Regions from separate parts of the Homo sapiens genome. Here regions 2, 3, 4 and 5 are each linked to region 1. Evidence: chromatin loops called from intact Hi-C (ENCODE). Cell type or tissue: PC-3. All regions are shown on one strand.

What was found. Hi-C counts contacts between places; a loop is a spot of excess contacts. Peaks named below come from ENCODE experiments on the same cell type or tissue, not always from the same donor. Only the 100,000 strongest peaks of a DNase experiment are listed, where the experiment ranks them.
Region 2: a loop joins it to region 1, with 12 times the contacts of the local background. A loop is called at or near these places in 3 of 110 quality-filtered maps.
Region 3: a loop joins it to region 1, with 8 times the contacts of the local background. A loop is called at or near these places in 43 of 110 quality-filtered maps.
Region 4: it touches region 1 in a loop (6-fold over the local background); 5 of 110 quality-filtered maps call a loop at or near these places.
Region 5: a loop joins it to region 1, with 4 times the contacts of the local background. A loop is called at or near these places in 35 of 110 quality-filtered maps.

The regions. Positions count from the first base shown.
Region 1 is chr13:29,921,724-29,926,723 of GRCh38, forward strand. It overlaps LINC00572 (long intergenic non-protein coding RNA 572), which reads right to left and starts at 4,928. Exons shown (of 2, transcript NR_047501.1): 1 at 4,780-4,928. In PC-3, a CTCF peak has its summit at 2,677 (motif pointing left); DNase peaks (open chromatin) are centred at 638, 2,438, 2,998, 3,898 and 2 weaker places; H3K4me3 peaks cover 1,778 bases; H3K27ac peaks cover 3,587 bases.
Region 2 is chr13:30,030,789-30,035,788 of GRCh38, forward strand. No RefSeq gene overlaps it. Among named protein-coding and RNA genes, the nearest start is that of LINC00365, 76 kb to the right of the region's middle. In PC-3, no CTCF peak of the experiment used is centred here; a DNase peak (open chromatin) is centred at 3,053; H3K27ac peaks cover 307 bases.
Region 3 is chr13:29,768,856-29,773,855 of GRCh38, forward strand. It overlaps UBL3 (ubiquitin like 3), which reads right to left. Exons shown (of 5, transcript NM_007106.4): 3 at 3,257-3,343. Among named protein-coding and RNA genes, the nearest start is that of UBL3, 79 kb to the right of the region's middle. In PC-3, a CTCF peak has its summit at 2,500; no DNase peak of the experiment used is centred here.
Region 4 is chr13:29,756,974-29,761,973 of GRCh38, forward strand. No RefSeq gene overlaps it. Among named protein-coding and RNA genes, the nearest start is that of UBL3, 91 kb to the right of the region's middle. RefSeq lists an enhancer at 2,098-2,147. In PC-3, no CTCF peak of the experiment used is centred here; DNase peaks (open chromatin) are centred at 1,688 and 2,018; H3K4me3 peaks cover 456 bases; H3K27ac peaks cover 2,269 bases.
Region 5 is chr13:29,864,469-29,869,468 of GRCh38, forward strand. It overlaps the pseudogene TIMM8BP1. Among named protein-coding and RNA genes, the nearest start is that of UBL3, 16 kb to the left of the region's middle. In PC-3, no CTCF peak of the experiment used is centred here; no DNase peak of the experiment used is centred here.

The sequences.
Region 1 (5,000 bases):
AATAAGTCCTTTCAGAAGGATTATCAGAATTAAGTGAATTTATGCAAGTTCAGCATTTAGTGCACAACTTGACACATAATGAGTGTTACTTGCTACTAGCATCAATAATTTATAAAAATAGAATTTTGGCCAGGCGCAGTGGCTCACGGATGTAACCCCAGCACTTTGGGAGGCCGAGGCAGATAGATCACGAGGTCAGGAGATGGAGACCATCCTGGCTAACACGGTGAAAACACGTCTCTACTAAAAATACAAAAAATTAGCTGAATGTGGTGGCAGGCGCCTGTAGTCCCAGCTATTTGGGAGGCTGAGGCAGGAGAATCGCTTGAACCTGAGAGGCGGAGGTTGTAGTGAGCCGAGATCGCACCACTGCACTCCAGCCTGGAAGACAGAGCGAGACTCCGCCTCAAAAGAAAAAAAATAGAATTTTATTTATTTCATGCTATAACAGTCTCTTTCCAGCTTTTGGGACATTTCTTAATTTCCTTCCTTAGTGGAGAAAAAAGTACTTGCTATGTTTTGGTGTTCTTATTCCTAGCTGTGCATTGAGATCATCTTGAGCCTTTAAAGATGTTGATGCCTGAGACCCGCCCTCCAGAAACCGTCGTTCAGTGGGTGCGGTATAGCTGTGACTAATTTTTGTGGAGCATTTCTCATGCAGATCCAGGGTTGATAACCCCTGCAAATCACTAGATAGCTTACCACTTCCACCACAGGTCCCTTGGGCCCTTATTTCTCGAGTAACAAGCTGTAATTCGGGGCAATTCAATCTCCAGAATATCCTACTATTGATACCCAGAGATGTACATTTCACCTTTTGTAACTTCACCCCTGGTCACTCCGTCCAAGCTCCCATGATGACTCAGCATTCTTAATACCTCTTGGTTTTCCTTCTATTTCTGTAACAGTAAAGTACTTCTTCAGGATAACTTACTACTAAGTAATAAAAACATGAACTAGTGGTGAGTAGTAGGGGAAGAAGAACACATAAAATCTTTCCAGCTCTCCATTTCTCATTTCTCCTCCCTAACTCATGATGAGTGGTAGGCCTGATCCCATCAGCCATGAGTGGGGAGGGCTGAGCTGAGGGCATGCATAGGAATGGCCTGGCCCCTGGGCCCACGTGAGCAACTGCACGGACAGTTGGGCTATTATAATAATAAGTCTAGGGTAATTGCTGATAGAGAGATGCAGATCCCTATTTTTTGCCCTGTAGCCGCTTAAAAACCTTTGTTCATAATTGTAGATGTAAAGCTTGTACTTCTTACTGGGCATTGGATTTCAATGGGAATTAGGCCAAAATATGGACCAGAGAATTGGCCCCACTGTGGCCAACCTGGGAATGCTGAGTCAGTCCTGTTCTGCTGACTCAATTCTCTCTTTGAACTGCAAGACTCACAGTCTAAGCATTGAGACCAGTGGTTCTATTGCCAAGACAAAGGGGAAAAAAGGCTGATTAAATTTGAGACATGGCAGATAATGCCAAAAGGCAGAGGCAATGTGATCTCTGAAGAGAGAGAGACGGAATATGTGTTTTGGAGATACGAGTATTGGAAAAATGGAAATCTCATCATAAAATGACTGCTGTGAAGCAGTTGCTCTGAGGAATCCCCCTTTACCCATGTCCTCTTAGATTCCCTCTTTCTTTGTTCCCTTAGACTCTTCTAGTTCCAGATGGTCTCTGGTGGTTGCTGTTGTTTTTCTAACAGCCCGGGTTTTTAAGTCACTTAAAAACCCACATGAAAGGCCCATGAAATATCAAGGTGATTCTGAGGACTGGCTCCATTTGCTCCAGAGCCCGAGTTCTGGCTTAGGTAGAGGACACCCCAAGGAGACTCAAACCACAGATCCAACTTTGAGCTGCTTCCACAAGCCCCAAAATGCCTTGAGCCTAATCCAGACAGGCTTAAAAGTTTAGCTGGACAGGATCTTGGACATAATTTTTACAGGTTAGGAAACTAATAGCTAGAGAGGGTAAGTAAGTCACCCAGATCACATATCATGCCTGCGACAGAAACAGGACAAACACCTGCCTTCCAACAGTCATGCACTTGCTGGGTTCCTTCTCTGAGCTGGGGAACGCCAGGCTAGCCCTAGAATGGCATGCGAGGCTGGAGAAGGAGACTGTTCCCAAGCCATATACCCCATGGCCCTTCAGTTTTGGGTGAATGCTTTTGAAAATTCTGTCTAGGCACCAATTACACAAACAAAACAGAAGAAGTGGAGACTGGGCGAGCCAGCCAGAGAGAACATTCTTTATGTATGAAGTCACTGGCTTTCAGTGCAAACTACTTACAGAAACAAGGTTCTTGTGTGGACTGCCACAAGTAAGGCTCTCCAAGGCCTCTAGTTGCAGCAGAGAAAATGTGATAAATCTACAAAACGTTCTGCAGCTTTACTCAGCTCTTTAAACTCAAATATTTGTTTTGGATGAGGAAATGGCTCAGGGCATGAGCACAATCTCACCAAGTGTGTGATCCTGGTGCCACGTGGCCACAGCATGATTCAGGATTTCTCCTGCCTTAGCCACTCCTCTAACCAACAACAGCACCTGAGTCACACTCCTGGCGTCCTTGCTGGGGCTAGGACCCACCCCTCCATTGGCAGCCTTTGTCTCCGGGGGCACGTGCAATACAGCGCCCCCTGCTGGGCACCCTGTCCTGCTCCTCTCCAGCTGGGTTTGCCTGCCTGGACTGGCTGCCCAAATTCAAGACATGGCAGCTAATGCCATGTGCGACTTAAAGGCTCTCCGCTTCCTATTTTACAAGAGGCTCTGTCTGCTTAAAGTGCTCAGTGCCTGGTGATGCCATGTTTTTTCCTGTCGCTAGCCCCCTCAAAAGAAGGAAATTCATTTGGGAGTTGTTTGAGGTGGATGAGGACATCCTTCCTTCACATCTTTGGTGTCACTGGAACAGGTGGAATTCCTGGCTGGAGGCAGGTGATGCTCCGGTGAGCACATCAGAGGCAGCAGCCGCAGTCTGCTCACCCTGCAGCTGAGACGGGGGAGAAGCTTCGCCAGCTGCCTCATCAAATGGAATGCAAACAGAGAGGAGAGCCCCACTTGCTCATCATGCTCCTAGCTACTCCAGCCTCGCTCCAGGGTGCTCAGGGCAAAAGAGGGCAGCCCTCTGCCAAGGAGGGCTTCCTGGTGTGTCTTTCCATGGAGGAAGGACTCCTCTGGGAAGGACTCCTGCTGGGGGACTTGGGGCATCTGGATTGCCAGCTGTACTCAGCAAGGAGCGGCCGCAGAAAGTTCTGAGTGCTTCTTGAGGGAAAGCATAAGCCATCAGCAGAGAGGGAGAGAGTCAGAGCAAGAGCGAGAGCGAGCGAGAGAGAGAGAGAGAGAGAGAGAGAATGGGCCTCCCAATCTACAAAGTCCCTGCACCAGAAGTAAGGACATCAGGCTTGAGACCTTGAGGCTGCAGCTGTGCACACCCATTCCCCCAGCCACTGCTCATGCCTGCAGTTCCTGCCACAGAGAGAGGCCTTCCACCCCACAGCTGAAAATAAAACTTAAATGCACATACCCCTTTGACGGAAAAACAGTGACTTCAAAACCATCAAAACAAGAAGTCACTGATTTTAAATCCTTTACTGAGATTGATAGGGAAAAAGGATTATGCAGGAGCTGGACGTGAACCGTGGCTGCTACACAATTTGGGCTAGGGCTTACTCTTCTCTCATTAAAAAACCCTATTTATTCCACCAAAGTAGGTAGAGTTCTCCCTCTCCTCTTTGGATTCTCTACTATATTCCTTAGTAACGTCATGAGGCTTTCTCAGGACTAAGCCTGCAAGTTGTCTATTAAGCCAGCTTTCCAGTGGGGACTGCCTAATATTGACCAAATACTTTAGAGAGTCATATCATCTGTGAGCTGGCAGAGATCCAGAACTCCAGTCTAGCACTCACATTTTACAGACAAGGAAGCCAGTGCCAGGGCCTTAGCCTGGTTTCACAACTCTTTCTCTGGTTCTCTTGGTGACTGACAACAAAACGACGCCTCCCTATTCTGGTGTGGCTTGGGCTTCTGGCTGCTGGCACAGGAATAGCCAAAATCCTTCCTTTCAAGCTTTCTGTGTAATGGAAACCCTGCTTGACTAATTAGGGCCCACCTCTCTCAAACTCCTGAATCACTGGCATTCATTAAATATAGAAAAGCATTTTATCCCCCTAATGAAGGAGAACTGGAATAACATAGATGAGTCACACACACTGAAAACTGTCATGATATTCAAGAAAGGTGACCTTCTCTCACACCTGCAGACCTGGGAGGGTGGATTGAAATCTACATCCAGTTTTCTCCTTGGGCTCTGACTGGCAGGAGGGTTTGTTGCTTGTTTTTTTTTCTTTTTTCTCCAGTTCCTTGTAGTAGGATGGAGATGTGGGTTCTGTTTTATGAGGTGTGGATTGCGTGGGCTGATGGCGTGGAGGAGGAGACTAGAAGAAAAGCAATACACACACACACACAGAAACACACACATACCGCCCCCACACACATTAATGCATACACACAAACCCCACAAAAACACACATGCAGAGATACACATGCACACACTCATACCACACACACAGACACAAACACAACCATACACTCACAACACACAAATGCACATATCAACACACACATAGACACTCTCACGCACATGCAAACACTCAGACACATACACCCACTCACACTACACACAAACACAAATAAATATGTACTCACATTCTCTCTCACACACACTCTCTCACACACACACTCACACACACACACATACACCTTTGGTTGCCACAGACCTTGGTGTTTGTTCCCACTGGCTGGCTCAGCAGAAAATGTGGCTGAGTTGTAAGACTCTGTTTTGAATGTGGGAGTTGGAAAGAGCAAAGATATTCTTCAGGTTCAGGAAGGCACCGGCCAACAGGAGCCGAAGGAGGAAGAGAGAAGAGATGATTTTCTTCCCTAAGAATAACTTTTGAAGGTGGAGCTGAATTTCACCTGTTCACCTTGGTGATGTCAC
Region 2 (5,000 bases), 110 kb after region 1:
AGGAAACCTACAATCATGGCGGAAGGGGAAGCAAATGCATCCTTTTTCACATGGCGGCAGCAAGAAGCACAGAGCCAAGTAGAGGAGAACGCCCCTTATAAAACCATCAGATCTCATGAGAACTCACTCACTATCATGAGAACAGCATGGAGGCAACCGCCTCCATGATTCAATTACCTCCCAACGGGTGCCTTCCATGACACATGGGGATTATGGTTCAAGATGAGATTTGGGTGGGGACACAGCCAAACCATATCATATAATAAAGCATCATTCTCAGTAAACTATCGCAAGAACAAAAAACCAAACACCGCATATTCTCACTCATAGGTGGGAATTGAACAATGAGAACACATGGACACAGGAAGGGGAATATCACACTCTGGGGACTGTTGTGGGGTGGGGGAGGGGGGAGGGATAACATCGGGAGATATACCTAATGCTAGATGACGAGTTAGTGGGTGCAGCGCACCAGCATGGCACATGTATACATATGTAACTAACCTGCACAATGTGCACATGTACCCTAAAACTTAAAGTATAATAAAAAAAAATCAATCTGAAAAAAAATAAAAATAAAAAATAATAATAATAATAAAGCATCAAGTCAAGGGGCCTGGGAACCTAAGGTGGCACTCCTGGGGAGAAGACAGAGCCTTGGAAGAGTCTCAGGAAGGTAGCGAATATAGGCTAAGCTTCAGCAGTAGGTGCTACCTCCATTATTCTGAAGAATGACCCTGAAATAGAAGTTAAAAGATGGATTGGCTGGATTGTAAGTGACAGCTAACATTGATATCTCTGCCCCACGCCTAGGCGCTTCTTTATCCAACAGGTATTATGTGCCCCACTGGGTGTTAATTGCCAGTCTACATCCTTTGTGAGGCTCAGTGCCATCTGAAATGCAGTATCTGTGTAAGTTTCACACCTCCCGGGAACCAAGGTGCTGAACTGAGTATCAAGAGGAGGGTGAAAGGAACGTCCAGAGGCAAACCTCTTCCAAGGAAAGATAAAGGCGGTGGCACTGGCAAACCATCCTCTCTTTTCTCCCTGTTAATGGGGCTCCCATGCCTTCCATCATAGGACTGGGTTCACTCTCTTCTGCTTTTCTGCCATGTAAGGACACAGCATTTGTCCCCTCCAGAGGATGCAGGTTTCAAGGTGCCATCTTGGAAGCAGAGATCAAACCCTCCCCAGACACCAAACTGGCCGGCACCTTGATCTGGGAATGTCCAGCCTCTAGAACTGTAAGGAATTATTTTCTGATTTTTATGAATTAGCCAGTCTGTGGTATTCTGTTATAGAGCACAAAATGGACTGAAGACACCTGAGTTCCCTAATTCCCATAGTGTTCAGTTGGACATCAGAATATCAATAAAATCACCAAGGATCCAGCAAAGGAAGACAAGCCTTTGTTTTTTTCTAAAATAACCCAGGATTCAAAAAGGACCATGGCTACTGAAAATGGAGCCTGGGCACCACTAGCACTGTGTGTGTCTGCCAATCTTCTATCACCTCTCCATCTCTCCCTCATATTTTCATGGGTTCATTTGCAAAGGCTGATAAAGAAAATTGCCACAAGCTGCTGTAGCAGTGGAAACGTAGCTTATGTTGTGTGCGGGCATGCATAATGTGTGCTCACACGTGTGTGTGCAGGTGTGAGCATGTGTATCTCTGTGTCTGTGTGGTGCATATTTGTGCATCTCTGTGCTCACATATATATGCATATATGCATGTGTTTGTGTGTGCATGGGTGTGTGTGTGAATACATTGTGTGTCTTATGCATGCACATGTGTTCACCTCTGTGTGCATGCATGTGCACTTACGTGTGTGCACTTGTCTGTCTGCATGCATGTGTGTGCTTGTGTGTGTTTGCAGCAGGCAGCAGCAAGTAGCATAGAACACTGCGATGTCACTGTCTGCAGGTAGCCGCCCCACCTGCCAGCAGAGAAGAGGAATGGGCTGTATTTACCACTATTAAATTGCTTGCTACTGGGCCTCTGCCTTCACTGCTTTTGTTTTTGCTTTGTTGTTATTGTTTGTTATTTTTCCACATGGGTTTGCTCTCCTGAGTGAGATTATAAATTGCTCAAGGACAAAACCTTGTTATATTTTGTGTGTGATTATGATGCAGTTCCAAGGCAGCTCCTCCTGTCATCTTTGTTCAGACTCTCCCTGACCCCCACGTGGTTACACCACTGCCTCTTTATTTTGGCTCCTGGAGTAAGTCTTCATATCTGCAGACCGTCAGGAAGGGTCCAGACCCCAGAGCCAGCTATTGGTGTGAGAGTGGGTTTCTGGCAATGATTCCCAGCGAATGCATCCACTGAGCCCTCCCCAGTTCAGTGCTGTGTGGTACACATTTGAGAGCTCACCAGCCATGGCTGGGACTGCAATGGGAACACATTAAATCCTCCAACTTCCACCCACAGGTGACAAAGGGGACACTCTACTGATTATGCTCCTTGGTTCCCTGGTGCACTGTCCACCTTTTTCTGCATGCTCTGTGCCCTGGAAGCTAATGCTAAGTCTACATCATGCCAGCTTGCTTGCCCCCTACCAGTTGGGTTCAGCCACAGGAGGCTGAAGATGAGGGGAGAGAGAGGTCAAGGTATGTGTCCCCACCTCCCATTTCTTCCCTGCCAAAGGCAGCCTGGCAAAGGCTGACATTTTTTCTGGCTACAGCTCCTGTTGGGTGGATCTTCTTGACAGAATCTTCTTTGGGGCTCAATGGCCACTGGCACTGATAACACTATTTCCCCTCTGTCCCTTAGGGCTGGGCTAGCAATGGCTGCTCCAGTTACTACCCCTAGGGGCCTGAACATCCCTCATGGGGTCCCTTAACCCTGCCAACCCTCACAAGTAGTCCGCTCACTAAACTTTCCTTAGACAAATCTTTTGAAGGACGATCTCCCTCCACCACTCTGTCTGATAAAGCCATAAAATGTGCGCTCTTCAAGGGCAGGGCTCTGCCTGAGTCATTGTTAAGCATCCCCAGTGCTTAGCTTAAGTAGGTCATCAACAGATGTTTGTTAAAGAAACACTGGTTGGATGAAGAATGAATAACTTGCATGAATGGATGGTCTGGAAACTATAATGGTGAATGAGTCAGTGATATTTATAGCACAGTAAAACAAAAACCCAGCCACCTCCTCCCCTACCTCCCTGTCAAAAGAAGGGCCTTCAAGAGGAAGGAGAGGGAGACACTTGAGTAGGATGGCTATGGCATGTAGCACGACAGGGAAGACATCCGCTGCTGGAGCTCCTCATCCAACCCTCAGGAACAGCAGCACAGTTATTGGAAACGGACTCAAGCTTCCTGGCACACAGTGTCTGTCTGTGGAGAAGCCAAACCATGTCTCTCCCAAATGCAGACCATGAAATAAAAGGCAACTGGAGAGGGTATCATTTCCCTTTTATAGCTCAAATGAGAAAGAAAGGAGAAGGAAGAGAGTGGCCCATTGTCTGTGAGGGCAGAGAAGGAAAGGATGTCTGCTTGCAGAGAGGGCAGATTTTAAGAATGAATGAACCACATTTATGACAGGAAGCTCTTCATGAGTGTCCTCCCTATCTCCTGTCTTAGAGCAGAAATACTTTCAAGCAAGTATCTGTTTGCATTATCCTTTTTGCATTACTGCCCAGAAAAGAATTGCATGTGGCACTTACGTTACATAAATGTAGATCCAGCCCCACTGTATGTGACTGCGCAGATGTGTAATATGAATGGTGGAAGGAATCCAGCATGGGAAGAGGGAAAGCTGTGTCTGGCTCTCGCTAGATCTGATGCAAGTCCTTTGCCTCTCTAGAATTCTCTTTTCCCTTTGATAACATAGGGGATTACAACATTATCTCCCTGGATCCCTCTCAGATTGATGTTATGTAACTGTGGTTTCATGATCATGTTCCGTGTGTCCATGTTGCCCAAAACAAGACCAGATCCATGGCTGTGAAAGAATGATTAACATAGATTCAAAGTTCTTTACTCACTGAAGCAAGAAAGTGGAATAAATAAGCAATTTAGAAGGATTTTCAATAACAAGGGCTGAAGTAAGAAAGTATTTTTGTTTAATGCTTGATTTTCCTCCAAATGAAGTTTATATGTCCTAAGCATTTTAAATTACGCTTTGTCTTAAGTATTTTTAAATAGCTTTCCACCAATTCCCAATACTTTTCTTTAGAGTGTATATAATTTCCATGAGGTTTAAAAAAAGGAAGAAAAATACAAATTGAATTTATTTAGGTAATGCTCACTAGGGTTTTCTTTTGGTCCATTTAATGATAAACTGTCTCCAATATTTATAGATATCCTGTGCTCGAGGTTTTTTGTTTTTCTTGTAGTATCTACAGGGATGAAAATCTTAAGTAGGCAATAAGATTTGTAAACAATTTATTTGCTGTGTATTGAGTTGCATTTATCAAATCGAGTTTAAAATGTACCAAGCGAAACAAATTGGGTTGGAATGAATCCGTTTATGAACTTTATTTCATTTGAATTGCAGACTCAGTATGAAGTCAGAACGCTGCTTGTTCGATCCATTACAACTTCTAAGACAAGACCGTGGTGTGGTCCCTGACAAACTGATCTCTGGTTCCTTCAAAAACCCTCTCCCCTTTCTCTTCACTGTCTCCTGTAGCCCTTAGCAACTGACATTGATAATTACTTTTTCCATTCAGTTCAACCAAATTTATTGGGTGCCAGGCTCCGTGCGTGGTGGGTTTAGGGTGTGAGTCTGGTGTTTTCTATAACATGCAGTGAGGGGTGTGTCTCATAGAACTTGGCGTTAACAAACTCCTTAGGCTATACTGATTGTCTATTAGTATTAGTAATTTATTGTTTACAGATTATTCTCCACTAATACATTGTTCCTTCAAAGCTGGCTGCCTTGGCTGATTACCCTAATCTCATTATGTAGAGAGGAAAGGAAAGCTCGACAGGTGCAGGAACACCCCTGAGTCCAGTTGTATGAATACAAATATCAAAAACAAAGTCCATGGAGACACA
Region 3 (5,000 bases), 150 kb before region 1:
AGCCTGATCAACATTTCAAACCTTGAACTGAACTTAAAATGTACACATACCAAGCTGTATATCATTCTCATACCCGTCTTCTTGACTCTAATAAGACAGACCTGGATTACAAATTTTCATCTCTGCTACTTCCAACTGTGTAACTCTCAGCAAGTTACTTACCCTCTAAGCTTCTGTTTCCTCAACTAAACTGGAGATACTAATTCCATTACCTGCCCTTTGTAGCTGTGTCCATTAAATCAAACAATCCAAGCAAAGTGCTTTGCACAGAACTTGGTACAAAGAAAGCATTCAGTATATACTACCATCATCATTTTGAGATAGCAAGGAAAATGAATCTGAGAAAAAAGGTAGGTAAACTGAGATATATATGTAAAAAATGTCAAGACAGGCCTGGAAAGCTCCTGAGAGGCTTACCATTTGAAGTTACAAATGTAATGCGTGGGAGCTATTATTTTTCTTCTCCATCTGAATTTTAACTAGAAATAGTAGGTATTGATGTTAATAACATTTAAAAATGTGAAAGAAGAGGAATACCAGAATCTAAAATGCGTTTTCTTCCTTTCACTGTGGATGCTTCTGCTCTCTCCTATGACACAGTACAATATCCAGAATAGAGGTTTTCAACCTTTAGCGTACATAAAAATCACCCAGGAATTCAATTCACTAGTAAAATTAGGAGATGGGGGTTGGGGAGAGAGGGCATGCAGAAATCTGCATTTTAAAATAAGTATCCTAGATGAGTCTCATGCCCACTATTTCAGAGCCACATTTTTGGAAATGCTAATCTGGGCCATACTGAATGCCAAAGCTTTAGCTGATCATCTTCTTCACCCTCCGATTAACAAGGCTGCTGTCACACCTTTCCTTTAATGAAATGAAACTCTATATGGCTATAAAGGTTCTATTTTAAAAAGGGGGGATTCAGGGCTATGTTTTAAGACATTTGATAACCAAACATTTCAACCTGAAACTTAAGCAGAAAATTTCAAGAATGGCAGAGAATGCCCAGGCTTCCTACTTTGTCTGCATAATGGCTGAATTCCACCCATGGCTGTATACCCACTACTTCGTGGTCATCCACTGCTTGACCACTACCTATAACAAGATCTCACTAACTTTCCCTGGCAGTCTATTCTTTCTTTAGGTAGCTCAACATGTTCACATATTCTTTCCTATATTGAAGAGAAAACTGTCTTTGATTTTCAGTTACTGATCCTAAGTCTAATTCACAGGGCTATACAGAGCAAGTTCTAGGGCCACACAAAGCCTTCTTCCACACAGGCCACTCAAATATTTAAAGATGGTTGTATTTCCCTGTGTGCTATCTTCTTTATTATTCACATTGAAGAACACAGGGAGGCTAAAAAGAAAAACTGAGACCCAAAAGACAAATAGTTGAATGTTGTTATCCAAACTTGCTCAAACATCCAGCTACAATTATTAACGCGGAGGTCCAGGCCATGCTTCTACACTAGAGATAGTTTATTGTTTTTGAAAAGAAGGACAGCAACACAGAATTACAATAATAATTACATAAGTCAATCTGTTCATTATTCTAAAACAGATTTCAAAAAAATACTGGTAAAAAATTATACTTTAGTGGGAATAAATCAATAGTTTTGATTTTAACACAAATTCTATGAGCTTTAATATGAAGTTCAAACTCTGAGGTCACAACAGAAAAGATAATTAAGGAATGGAGTTGGTGGGAAATTGCTCACATAGATCAATACTCAAAAGGGAAATGGAGCATTTCAAGGTTCACTCATATAATCGATAGATTAAATTCAACCAACATTTACCAATTTTTAATTCACATAAGATCTTGTATGAGCCATGGAGAATTTTAAAAAGACTAGAACATGGTCCCATCCTTAATGAATGTACAATATAGCCAGGGAGCTAACAGTCAATTCTTACATGAAGAGCATTAAGAGTTGGTCCATCTATTTATACAAAAGCTATAAAAAAAAAGCTACAAATCAAAAAAGCTCCATTTTAAAGTGCCAGATATCTCTTAGTAGATAGCAGCATTTTTTAGACCAGTTATAATACTACCAGTGAAACTCAGTGTGAGATTACAGCCTGAAATGTTTTACTCACTTGACATTGTCATAAAATCATTTGCATTCATCTACTTTAGCCCTTATTGCCCAGGATTTTTACCAGTGCATTTTATCTGTTTGTCCTATGTAATACTAGAGCAACCTGAAGGGAGAGCTTCTGTCTTATTCAATCCTGTATTCCCAAGTGCTTAGCACAGTGTTGGCCCATAAGAATTTAATAAATACATGCTGAATGAATGAATGCAAATATTCTACCTTTAAGGAAAAATAGATTAAATATTAGGTTTAGAGGAAAAACTCAGACTATATTCAGTGAAATATATATTTAGATAGACCATTTCATTTGCCTATACGTTTCCAATTATCTGAATATATTTGAAATACCTATTTTCAAAACTACCATCAAATCCTGTTGATGGTAGAAAATATACCCCATAAGGGGGCAATATTGAGCTACATTTCTCCAATCATATATAAAGAACAATAATAGCTAACAATTAAGGTGTTTACTATGTGCCAAGCACCATTTATGCACGTAAGCACTTTGAATATATAAAGTAATTTACCCTTCTTAACCTATGAGGTAGGCACTACTGTAATTCCATTTTACTGATGAGGAAACTGGAACACAGGTTGGTTAAGTCACTTGCCCAAGGTTTACACAGCCAGTAAGTAGTGCAGCTAACATATAACTTAAATAGTCTAGTTCCAAAATCTGTTCTTTCAACTATTATGCTAAAATGCTGCTCTAATGTCAGCCACCTACTTTATTCTCACATGATTAGCAACTGTATCAGGTAGAAACATCTGAAAACATCCCTTCATATATTTGAAAACTATCATAAATTTTTCCTAGTTTGTGTGTCCAGTCTTAAGTTTAAAATACTACATCTGAATTATATATTATTTGGAAATATAATAACGTTACATTTAAAAAATAGTAGGTATAGAATCCTACCTATACTGGGATAGAGTTTATTTCACAAGGTAGTAAATACTTACTACAGTCCTAAAACTAAATTTAACAGAATATACAATGTGAAGGAGTAGGCATACCAGAAATAGGCAGAATTCATAGTTTGAATTTATCATTTTTTTTAGCAAATTCAAAGACATTAACATTTAAAACAAGCGAATCATGCTACCATGAGACAGACATTAAATCCCATTACAAAGGTGGCTGTTACCTCCTAATGTGACATTTCCATGTAGAAATCGTCCTTGATAAATAAGTCGTAGAATATTTGGACTGCTGACCTGCTCTTCTTCCCAGTCTGAAAAGAATCCAGTGTACTGGTTAGGTATATTCCAACATATAATTAAGGTACTACTATATTGTTTTAAAAATTCAGATCCAAATCAGTTAGAGTACAAAGAAGGCCCTTGGAGCTTCCTACTACTATTAGAAACAGTCACTATTCATACATTTACCGCAACCTTGGTTATTACTTATTCTTTTAAGTAGCAAGAGCTGCAAAAAGACTCGTTTTGCTTCTTAAAGAATACTAAAATGTACCAAATTGTAGTCCCCAAGTTTAAAGTTAATACAAATGAGTTGGGAAAGACCTACTGAGTAAAAAGAAATATCATTTTAAAATTAATTTCAATTACCAGTAATTAACACATAGTATTATAATGCTCCAATATTTGTACCTGTTAAAATGTACATTTAAGGCTAGAAAACAGCAGGCTTAACAAAGATCTAAAAAACAGTTAATATATTGATATTGAGAATAACAAAAAAACTGTTTACTTTTGGATAATGTTGATATATTATCTTATTGTCTATCTGAAGTCAGTTAGTAAACATTAGAGAAGATACAACTTTAGTTCACCTCACCCAAAATGAAGACTTGGAAGAAACCAAAAAAATTATATATATTTGGAGGTACTGTACAAACATGAAAGCTAGAAAAGTGTACACACAAAGAAAATAAGACAAACTGGTAGGCAGAATGGGTAACAGAATATTTAACTTCAGCCTATAATTTATATTATTGTAAAAGATGGAAACCACTCCATTAAAATAAAGGTTTAAGGACACTAGTGTTATGATAGGGTAAAGGTTTAGTAATTTTCATGAGCTTGCAGATGTAACAATTTAAGCTTTGAGTTTAGTAATGATCTGAGAATTCCTTTGTCTTTTTTGTCAACAATTCTAATGTGTTTGTTTCCTATAGAAAGAGATAATGGTTAACACAAAAAAATAGTTTAAAGTATTCTGAAAGAGTGACAGAAGATAAAGGAAGTAACTAGAGACTTTTCTTTTGCCCTTTTTTTGACTATTCAAAATGATGAATGTGAATTTGATAAAACCACTGCCTATAGGTAACTTAGGCACAGCAGAAATGAGCAGAGGAGAAATGAATCCGTCATTTCCTGCCCCCGCTCCATGCCTTTAGTCTCTTCCCTCTTCTGTCTCCTGTAAGGCTTTGTTGCCTTCTGATCCCATTGTTCCCAGGTCCCTCCTATTCTAGAAGAAAGATCAAATAAGTCTCTAACACTATAGTATGAATTGCTTTGAATTCATCAATTCCAAAATTATTGTTTAATAGAATATTTCTGGTCAAGATGGAAGTGCTCCATAGATACAAAGGTAAATGACAGTAATTGTTTAATTCACAGGAAACAAAGACTGATATTCTAAAAATACTTGAATTTTTTTTTTGAGATGCAGAAACCTGAAGCCCCATGTTTCATTATCTTATACAGAGTGTCATGATTTCCACGTACTTCACTGGTGTAATATGCTATCTCCCTTCCCCTCTCCAGGGATCTAAAATTTAGAGAAATCTTAGAATATAGCTTAAATGAAGAATTTCAGGTGTTATTAACATATCCTAAGTATAACAAGATTTTTTTGAACCTTTGACCCAATAATAGCTATGTGTCTGACTATTCCACCTGTTAGTAATATTTCCACTAAATAGC
Region 4 (5,000 bases), 160 kb before region 1:
GAGATAGTGAGTCCACATGAGAGCTGGTTGAAGTGTGTGGCACCTCCCCTGGTCCACCTGTTCTCTCTCTTGCTACCACTTCACCTTCCACCATGAGTAAAAGCTCCTTGAGGCCTCCCCAGAAGCTGAGCAGATCCCAGTACCATATTTCCTGTACAGCCTGCAGAACCATAAGCCAATTAAACCTCTGTATAGATTACCCAGTCTCAGGTTTTTTTGTATTTTTTTTTGAGATGGAGTCTCACTCTGTTGCCCAGGCTGGAGTGCAATGGTGCGATCTCAGCTCACGGCAACCTCCACCTCCCAGGTTCAAGCGATTCTCCTGCCTCAGCTTCCTGAGTAGCTAGGATTACAGGCACATGCCACCATGCCAGGCTAAGTTTTGTATTTTTAGTAGAGATGGGGTTTCACCATGTTGGCCAGGCTAGTCTCAAACTCCTGACCTCAGGCGATCCGCCCGCCTCAGCCTCCCAAAGTGCTGGGATTACAGGCATGAGCCACCACTCCTAGCTCAGGTATTTCTTTATAGCTATGCAAGAATGGACTAATACAAGTTTGATTAGTTTTTATGTGGGGGTATTAATACTCCCACGGAACCACCATTCATTTCAAGATACAGGATATTTTCAGCACCCCAGGAGGTCCTCTCATTCTCTCTCCTGGTCAATAGCATCCCCCACAAAAAGTGGCCATTTTTCTGACTTCATCATCATAGGCTAGTTTTGCCTGTTTATGAACTTTATTTAGAGCTCATACAGTATATATTATTTTACGTCTTCCCTTGAAGTTTTTTCCCTTCAAGTTTCTTCCCTTGAAGCTTCTTTCCTTGAAGTTTTTTCATGTAGCAGTAGTGTGTTATGTCGCTTTGTGATATTTCATTGTATGAACACACACCACCATTTAAAAACCCATTCTGTTGTTAATGGACATTGTGTTGCTTGTAGTTTCTTAATGAAGTGGCTCTCTTGTGCTTGTCTCCAATGGACAGATGCATTCTTCATGCTGGATATTTATCCTGGGGTATAATTGTTACATCAGAGGGTATAAATATACTTTTAGCTTCGGTAGATACTACAAAAGTTTTGTGAAATGATTGTTCAACTTACATTCCACCTAAGAATATCTGAGTATTTCAGTTGCTCTGAATCCTGACACTTGCTATTGTCAGTCCTTTTCATTTTAGCCCTTCTGGCAGGGCTGTAGTGCTATTTCACTTGGTTTTAACATTAAATAGATGAAAATGGCATGCCTATAAAATGGAGTATTGTAGAGCTATAAGCAAATGCGTTTTCAAAGATTTAATATTCTGGGAATATGCTTGTGATATGTAAAGATGAAAATCACATACAAACTCTGTATATAGTACTCTTTTATTTTTATTTTAATGTATACATATTAATAAAGAGGACTAGTGGAAATTCACCAAGATATTAAGAGCTGATTTTGGATAGTGGGATTCATTTTTTTTTCACCTCATACTTTTCTGTAATCATGAGATTACAGTCCTACAATGGAAAAATATCAATTTTAAAAAACAGAAAAAAATTATGTCATATTTTTAAGAGTAGTCTTTGCGTGAGAAAATGAAACTTCAATGTTCAAAGAATAAATGGGACTTCTCTGGGCCTGTTTTATCATCTGTAAAATGGACCTACGTCACGACCACAGAACAGTGCTTGTCACTAAGTAAACAGTCAATAAATGACAGCCTTAAAATACAGAACACTCCCAGGATGGCAAAGGAGGCAGTGCCCTCAGGGGAGTCAGGGGTCAGAGCAAGAAAGTGAAGGTAACTTTCAGAGAGGAGGTCGAGGGCATATGGCAAGTTTCCAATGGAGCCTGACCTCCAGAGGCCAGTGAAGGGTTTCTGGAATGGGGGATGGTGTGTGACAGAAAATGGGAATAGAAAAGGGGATGTCCTGGGCCCACAGAGAGACTCCAGTGAGGACGCTGAGAGGTGACGTGGCTGTCTGCGGTTCCTTGTGGTCTCAGAGCAGATGATAATGGTGAGGTTGCGACAGAGTGCCTGGGGCTTGCCCTCCACTTCTGACAATGAAACTGGGAGAGGAACAGGTTACTCAGAGTGCATGAGGTCCTTTAGAACTCGGAAATATAACTTTAACTGGGTCTGGTGACTTGAACCAAGGTAGCTGGGCACCTGCTTCCTGTCTTCATCACCTCGGTTGGTTTCCAGTTCCACATTAACTGTTCTTATTCCCAGCTTTAGAGTGTGCTCCCTTCTAGGGCATCTGCTCCAAGCCATAGGTGTTCAGATTTAAGGTGGGTGGTATGAGGCCCAGGCATCGATATTGAAAAGTAAAAAATTATAACTCCCTAAGTGATTCTAATGTACAGCCACACTTGAGAACCATGGGATGTATCCCTGCTGTCTTTTGTGTGACCATAACAAATATGTAGTTTTTATTATTTTTCTGTCAACTCTAGCTCATCCCAGGCCTTTCCAACATTATTCTCAGAGGTGTTTGGCACTTATATTCATCCTTGATTTATATATCCAAACTCCCACTTTCTGTTCGTGTCTTTTAAAATTATGAGATTGGAGAGCTGACTTGTAGCCACAATGGTCTCTTTAGATACCTCTTTTCCCTTCATCAGAATAATTTGTGACTATATAGCAGATACTTATTTTTCAGAGATCTGAATACACAGAAGCATCTTCATATTTTATCTCATCTTTTTGTAAGCTTATTTCATAAGGTTTGGAGTAGATGTTGATGCCTAACACTGTCTTCTATGTATATCATGCTTTGAACTGGAAAAAGCGCCAATGAACAGACTACTTCTCAAGAAGTACAGAGCATCGGGCCCCACAATTAGCAAAGTCAGCAGCTCCTCCAATGTATAGATTCAATGGTATTCCTATCAAACTACCAATGACATTCTTCCCAGAACCAGAAAAAAAACTATTTTAAATCCCATATGGAACCAAAAAAGAGCCCCAATATCCAAGGCAATCCTAAGCAAAAAGAACAATGCTGGAGACATCAGAGGCATCATGCCACCTGACTTTAAACTATACTGCAAGGCTACAGTAACCAAAACAGCATGGTACTGGTATAAAAACAGGCACATAGACCAATGGAATGGAATAGAGAGCCCAGAAATGAGGCCACACTCTATGGCCATCTGATCTCCGACAAACCTGACAAAAACAAGCAGTGGGGAAAGGACTCCCTATTCAATAAATGGTGCTGGGATAACTGGCTAGCCATATGCAGAAAACTGAAGCTGGACCCCTTCCTTACACCACAAAAAATCAACTCAAGACGGAATAAAGACTTAAATATAAAACCTGAAACTATAAAAATCCTGGAAGACAACCTTGGCAATGCCATCCTGGACATAGGAATGGGCAAAGATTTCATAAGGAAGACACCACAATCAATCATAACAAAAGCAAAAATTGACAAATGGGATTTAATCAAACTTAAGAGCCTCTGCACAGGAAAAGAAACTATTAACAGAGTAAACAGACAAGCTACAGAATGGGAGAAAAATTTTGTAAACTATGCATCTGACAAAGGTCTCATATCTAGCATCCATCAGGAACTTAAACAAATTTACAAGAATAAAATAAACAACCCCATTAAAAAATGGGCAAAAGACATGAACACTTTTCAAAAGAGAACATACACGTGGCCAAGAAGTGTATAAAAAAAGCTCATCGCTGATCATTAGAGAAATGCAAATCAAAACCACAATGAAATACCATTTCACAACAGTCAGAATGGCTATTATTAAAAGTCAAATATTGGCTGGGTGTGGTGGCTCTTGCCTGTAATCCCAGCACTTTGGGAGGCTGAGGCTGGTGGATTGCTTGAGCATGAGAGTTTGAGACCAGCCTGGGCAACATGGAGAAACCTCATCCCTATAAATATAAAAAATTAGCCAGCCACAAGCCTGTAGCCCCAGCTACTCACGAGGCTAAGGTGGGAGGATCACTTGAGTCCAGGAGGCAGAGGTTGCAGTGAGCCAAGCTCACGCCGCTGCACTCCATCCTGGGCCAGAGTGAGACCCTGTCTCAAAAATAATGAAAGGTAACTAAAGTCAAAAAATAACACATTCTGGAGAGGTTGTGTAGAAGGGAACACTTATACACTGTTGGTGGGAGTGTAAATTAGTTGAACCATTGTGGAAAAGTGTGGCGTTTCCTCAAACACTTAAAACAGAAATACTATTCGACGTAGCAATCCCATTACTGGGTATATATGCAAAGGAATATAAATCGTTCTATCCTAAAGATACATGCATGCATGTGTTCATGCAGCACTCTTCCCAACAGAAAAGACATGGAATCAACCTAAATGCCCATCAGTGGTAGACTGGATAAAGAAAATGTGGTACATAGGCAGCATGGAATACTATGCAGCCATGAAAAAAGAATAAGATCATGTCCTTTGCAGGGACAGGGATGGAGCTGGAGATAATTATCCTTATGAACCTAATGCAGGAACAGAAAACCAAATGCTGCATGTTCTTACTTATAAGTAGGAGCTAAATGATAAGAACACATGGACACATAGAGGGGAAAAACAGACCCTGGGGCCTACCAGAGGGTAGAAGGTGGGAGGGAGAGGATCAGGAAAAATAACTAATGGGTACTAGACTTAATACCCGGGTGAAGAAATAATCTGTATAACAAACCCCTGTGACATGAGTTTACCTATATAACAAACCTGCACATGTGCGCCTGAACTTAAAAGCTAAAAAAGAATCAGCAGCTCTGCAAGGGCAGGTTTTTTCCTTTCTCCTCTACAGCTTCAATGTGCTGGCTTTGCCCTCAGGTTAGCTCCCTTCTGGGTCCAAATGTGGCTATAGCAGTTTCAGTCATCAAGTTCAGGCAAAATAATGTAAACAGGCAAAAAGAGTCTCTTGCAAGGTCTCCTTGGGAGTGAAGGAACTTTCCCCAGAAACACCCTCAGCAGAGTTTCCTCATGTCTCCTTTGCCAGGATGGAGTCCCATGGCCACTTCTAAAGCA
Region 5 (5,000 bases), 57 kb before region 1:
GTGAGCCACCACGCCCGGCCGAGGTCACCATCTTAATGCCAAACTTAGTACGGACATCCGATCGGCACAGCCACTACAGCCCAGAATTCCTGGGCACAAGCGATCCTCCGGCCTCAGCCTCCGAAGTAGCTGGACTACAGGCATGCGCCACTGCGCCCGGGGCACGAACTGTTTCCTCTGCCTGGCATATATTTCCCCTGCTCCACCACCTGGCTAACTCCTGCTCATTCTCTGAAACTCAGTGCCCTCCAGGAAGGAGTCCACAACCTTCCCCACACCTCAACCAATCTCAGTTTCAGCCTCTGAAAGACCAAGGGGAAGACATTGGAGTCCAGTGTGGCCTGCAGCAGCCCTTGACTAATAGCACTTTGGCAAGTGTGTCCTGCTTTGGCATCCATTCACATACCTGTGTCAGGCACCAGGCGAGAGCACGGAGCTGGACAGGTGAGGCCCTGCTCTCATGCAGCCTCTGTTTTCGTAAGGAGACAGCTAATAAACCCAACAAGTAAACACACGAATATACAAGATAATTTTAGGTAGTCATAGATCTATAAATAAAGTAAAATTGGGTAATGAAATGAAGAGTGACAAGGAAGGTAGTCAACTCAAGGATAGATGGTCAGAGAAGGCCTTGGAAAAGACGGCACTTTAGCAGAGACCCGAATGAAAAGAAGCAGCTCACCAAGTGAAGTGCTAGGGGCAGAAGTTTCCAGGTATTCTTCACTTAAAGGAAGTGTCATGCATAAACATCTAAGGTTCTAACCTTACCTGCACATCATCAGGGTTCAGCTTGTAGTAGTTGCTCAATAAATGCTATGAATTGGATTGTTCAGCTGAAGAAACTAGGAAGGCTCTGGACCTGTGCTTTTTATCTCTTAGGACTCTCCTAACATCCGCCTGTTGGGGAAATACCACTACTTTACAAGATTCCTTGGATTGTCTTGGGTAAGCAAAGAAAATAGAGTCAGGCAGGAATTGCTATGTTCTGAATTACAAACACAGCCTGCCTCCAGCTCCTGGGTATGCCCAGTTCTGACATTTTCAAAGTTATCTGGAGATTTGGAGAGGAATTTATCATCTTGTCTTTGTGGGTAGGTTTTTCATGAAATGTTCGTCTGTATATCTCCTGCTGTTATTTTCTCTATTGTCACAATTCCATCCTTGATCTTATATCCAAGTGACCTTACAGTGGAACTAGAAGTACTTCAGTGAGACCAGGATTTCATGGAAAAGACAGTGACACTGCAGTTTTATTAATTTTTTTGAGAATTCACATTTATTGAATTACTGATGTGCTACAACATGGAATTTCTGAATTCCAAATAAATAAATTTCACTTTTTAAACATTTGTTCTGTTACTTTTTAACACCAACAAACTTGATAGCAGCCAGCTGCTGACCTGACAATGGGTTGACAACCTTCCCCCACTGGCTCTTCAGTCTGCTTAATCAGAAGTCCTTTGCTGCTTCTCATCCTCCCAGGGGATGGCCTACTGCCCTCCTTTCTGTACAATCTGGGCAAGCCGACTGGGATGGTAAGAGTGGTGTCAATGAAGCGGTCCACAGAGCTAGAGAGGCAATTTTCAGTGTGAGAGTCTAGGCATTTCCCTGGCTTCTCCACACATCCATCCCAGAACAGCTCCAGGAAGCGACACACCTGTGCTGCAACCCTGCTTCAACCACCTCGCCCAGCACTGTCATTGTCCACGTGAGTCTCAGGACCTCTCATTTTTCTTAAAGCCCCAGGAGCACATTTCACAATTTTATTTCACTGAATGCGTGTCCTGATATATTTAAACAGAATTGAAATAATAAACCCCCTGATTTAGTTTGAAAATTAAAACATGCATAGGTCCTAAACCAGCTTCAGTTGAGAAAAAAGTTACTTTCTACTCATAGAAAATCCAACATGAGAGATTTCCCTAAAACACTTTATTTTGCAACTACTTCAAAACATTGCAGCAATTTGAACAAAGATGTACTGGGTGATGCTCATGTTGTGCACAATGCTAGTCTGAAGATTTGAATTGTTAACTCCAGCAATTTCCATGACCAATTGGAATCTCTATTATTGATAATCAAAGTTGTCGTTTCCCTGAATCCTAGGGAGCTCAGGGCACTTGAATCCAAAAACGTCTGGGTGCTATGTAGAATACAATCAAACATTAACGGAAGGGAAGTGGGAGAGAGAGAAGCAGTATACTCATAGACAAAGTTTGCAAAAGGGTGAGCTAATAGAAAAGCAGCAGCAACAAGCACAGAGGCCATGCCTTGGGCAAGAGGCAGGAGAGGGTGTCCATACGGTGTTCTGCTTCTCTTTAGGGGAGCCCAGGGCAGGTGTTGTTGAACTTTCCCACCCTCATAGCTCTCAACTCTTGCATTTGTTTATTATGCCTGATCTGTTTAGTTACCTTGTCCAAAGGGAATTGCACCAATTACAAGGGCATGGAAATGAATGGATTGGTGGAGCTCTTTTCCTTGCAATTTTTCATACTGCATGGGGTTTTCATCAGGCAGCAGAAGGGGAAAGAACATGGAATAGTCCCCACGAACCTCCCTGGGCTCTACCACACATCTGCTGTGTTGAGGATGTAGAAGGTGAGGACGAGCCAAAAACAAACAAAAACAAAAACAAAAGGAGAATAGAAAGAAAAAGGAGCAGAAGCAGAAGGAAAATTGGATGGCACTGACAGTCCCCAGGTGACTTCCATGTGTCAGGCACAAGTAAAAAGGACTTGTGAAGCACCAGATTTATTTATTAAAGTATAAATACTTCAGTTCACCTAATCGCTACAACAACCCGTTGAAATGCCCATTTTTACAGGTGAATAAAAGAGACTCAGAAGCTAAATAACTTTCTTGTGGTCACTGGGATTCATACTCATGCCTGTTTAACTCTAAGGATTAAAGAGAAGGGGAGGGGATGATCAGAAAAGGTACCATGTGGCAATTTGCACTAACTCACTAACACAGAGTTAAGACGTCAGAAGAACAGGAGCTTCACTCTCCTTAGCTCATGCATATTCACTTTTCTTCCATAAACATAAAAAAAAGGTAAGCAGCTTCAGGGACCCAGAAGTAAATTATTGGTTTAATAAAATGCTGGCCTTTGGGTTTACTTTCTTTTAAAGACACAGTTTATCCGTCAAATTCCACTCTCGGTTTGTCTTATTCCAGGAAGGGTGTTCCTCCCTTCTGCACAAATGTGATTACAGGCAACTCTGCATTGGAAAGTAGTAAAAAAAAAAATGTGAAATCAAATTTTACCATTTATTTAAAAACTAACCACACCGCTAACATTTATTAGTGTATAACAATGGCAAGTTTAAACACACCTCCTGACACTGTAAAATGCTTGGAGGCCTGGACAGATCTACTGACTTTTTATCCTTTTTTTTCTTGCCAGCTCTGTCCTGTTTGGATGCAAGCAAGTGGCCCAAAGCCCTTTCTGTTTTTAAGAGTTTAGGGCCAGGCACAGTGGCTCATGTCTGTAATCCTAGCCCTTTGGGAGGCCAAGGCAGGCAGATGGCTTGAGTCCAGGAGTCCGAGACTAGCCTCGGATACGTGGCGAAACCCTGTCTCTACAAAAAACACAAACATTAGCCAGGCGTGGTGGCATGCACCTGCAGGCCCATCTACTTGGGAGGCGGAGGCAAGAGGATCGCTTAAGCCCAGGAGGCAGAGGTTTCAGTGAGCCAAGATTGCACCACTGCACTCCAGCCTGGGTGGTAGAGTAAAACCCCGTCTCAAAACAACAACAATGAAAACAGTGTTCTAAAAATTAAAGATGTGCCGGTCAGATTTTAAATTCAAATTTTCTTCCAGGTGCCTATTGAGGAAAATGAAGGATGATTTTGTTGGAAGCCTGAGTTGATTTCACCCTCTACCTGGTGATTCTTCTGGACTTACATTGCATGGTAATTAAATTAACATAGTTTACTCTAAATCAGGTTATTCCTTTGGAATATGCCAAATAATGGTCATGAAGATATCTGGGAAACGTTTTGTTGTTATTGTTGGTGGTGTTCATCTTTTCACAAATTTAAACTCCAATTATATTTGAGTATGTGGATGCTCTTCACACAAGCCTGTGCTAGTTTGTTCCAGGTCTTGTGGTAGTAGAATGTGTGAAGGCTCAAGTTTACAAACAAATTGTATTAGTGATGATTCTTATGAGGTCAAGGATGAAATTAAAATTCTTAATTACAAATCATCGGCACCTCCATTGTCAGGGGCGTGCTGGGATTCTCTGAACAGCTGCGTAATGATCCTCTGTGCTTCAGTGGCGTTGGCATGCCTTTGAGCTTGTTCCCTATTCACCTTTTATTTATAGCACCACGAGCGTGTTTATTTTCATTCTTATAAAAACTTGATTTGCTGACTGCAAGATATGACAAAGCTTTCATATCAAGGACAGAGACCTGTGATTTTTGGAACAGATTGTCTTTTATGGGATGATTCACCATGGACTCTTTAGTTAAAGCGATGGGCTCCTTTGTTTTTAGCTCTTTTTTTTTTTTCTTTTTAGTTTTTTAAAAATTTGTTTATTGGTTGGCGTTAGCCTTTGTTTTTAGCTCAACTAACCCGACTAGCTGTGGATCTTGAATTCGCTTTACCTGCATAGACAACTGAGGGAAAGCATGTTTCTGGATGTAGGGTGACGTTTTTAGTTTTTGATTAGCTGACATATTCTGGTGGCCCAAAGAATCACAGGATTGTAGAGTGGCAAAGCCCTTGAAAGTTAACCCACTCAGTTTCCAGCTTGGGGTTCTTGATGCCAGGGATCTGAAAAGATGGTGATGGGAAAGAGAGCAGGCCAGTCCGGGCAACAGAGTGAGACCCCATCTCCACCAAAAATTTAAAAATTTGCTAGGTGTTGTGGAGCATGCCTGTAGTCCCAGCTACTCAGGAGGCTGAGGTGGTTGGGAGGATTGCTTGAGCCTGGGAGGTTGAGGCTGCAGTGAGCCGTGACCATGCCACTGCACTCCAGCTTGAGCAAC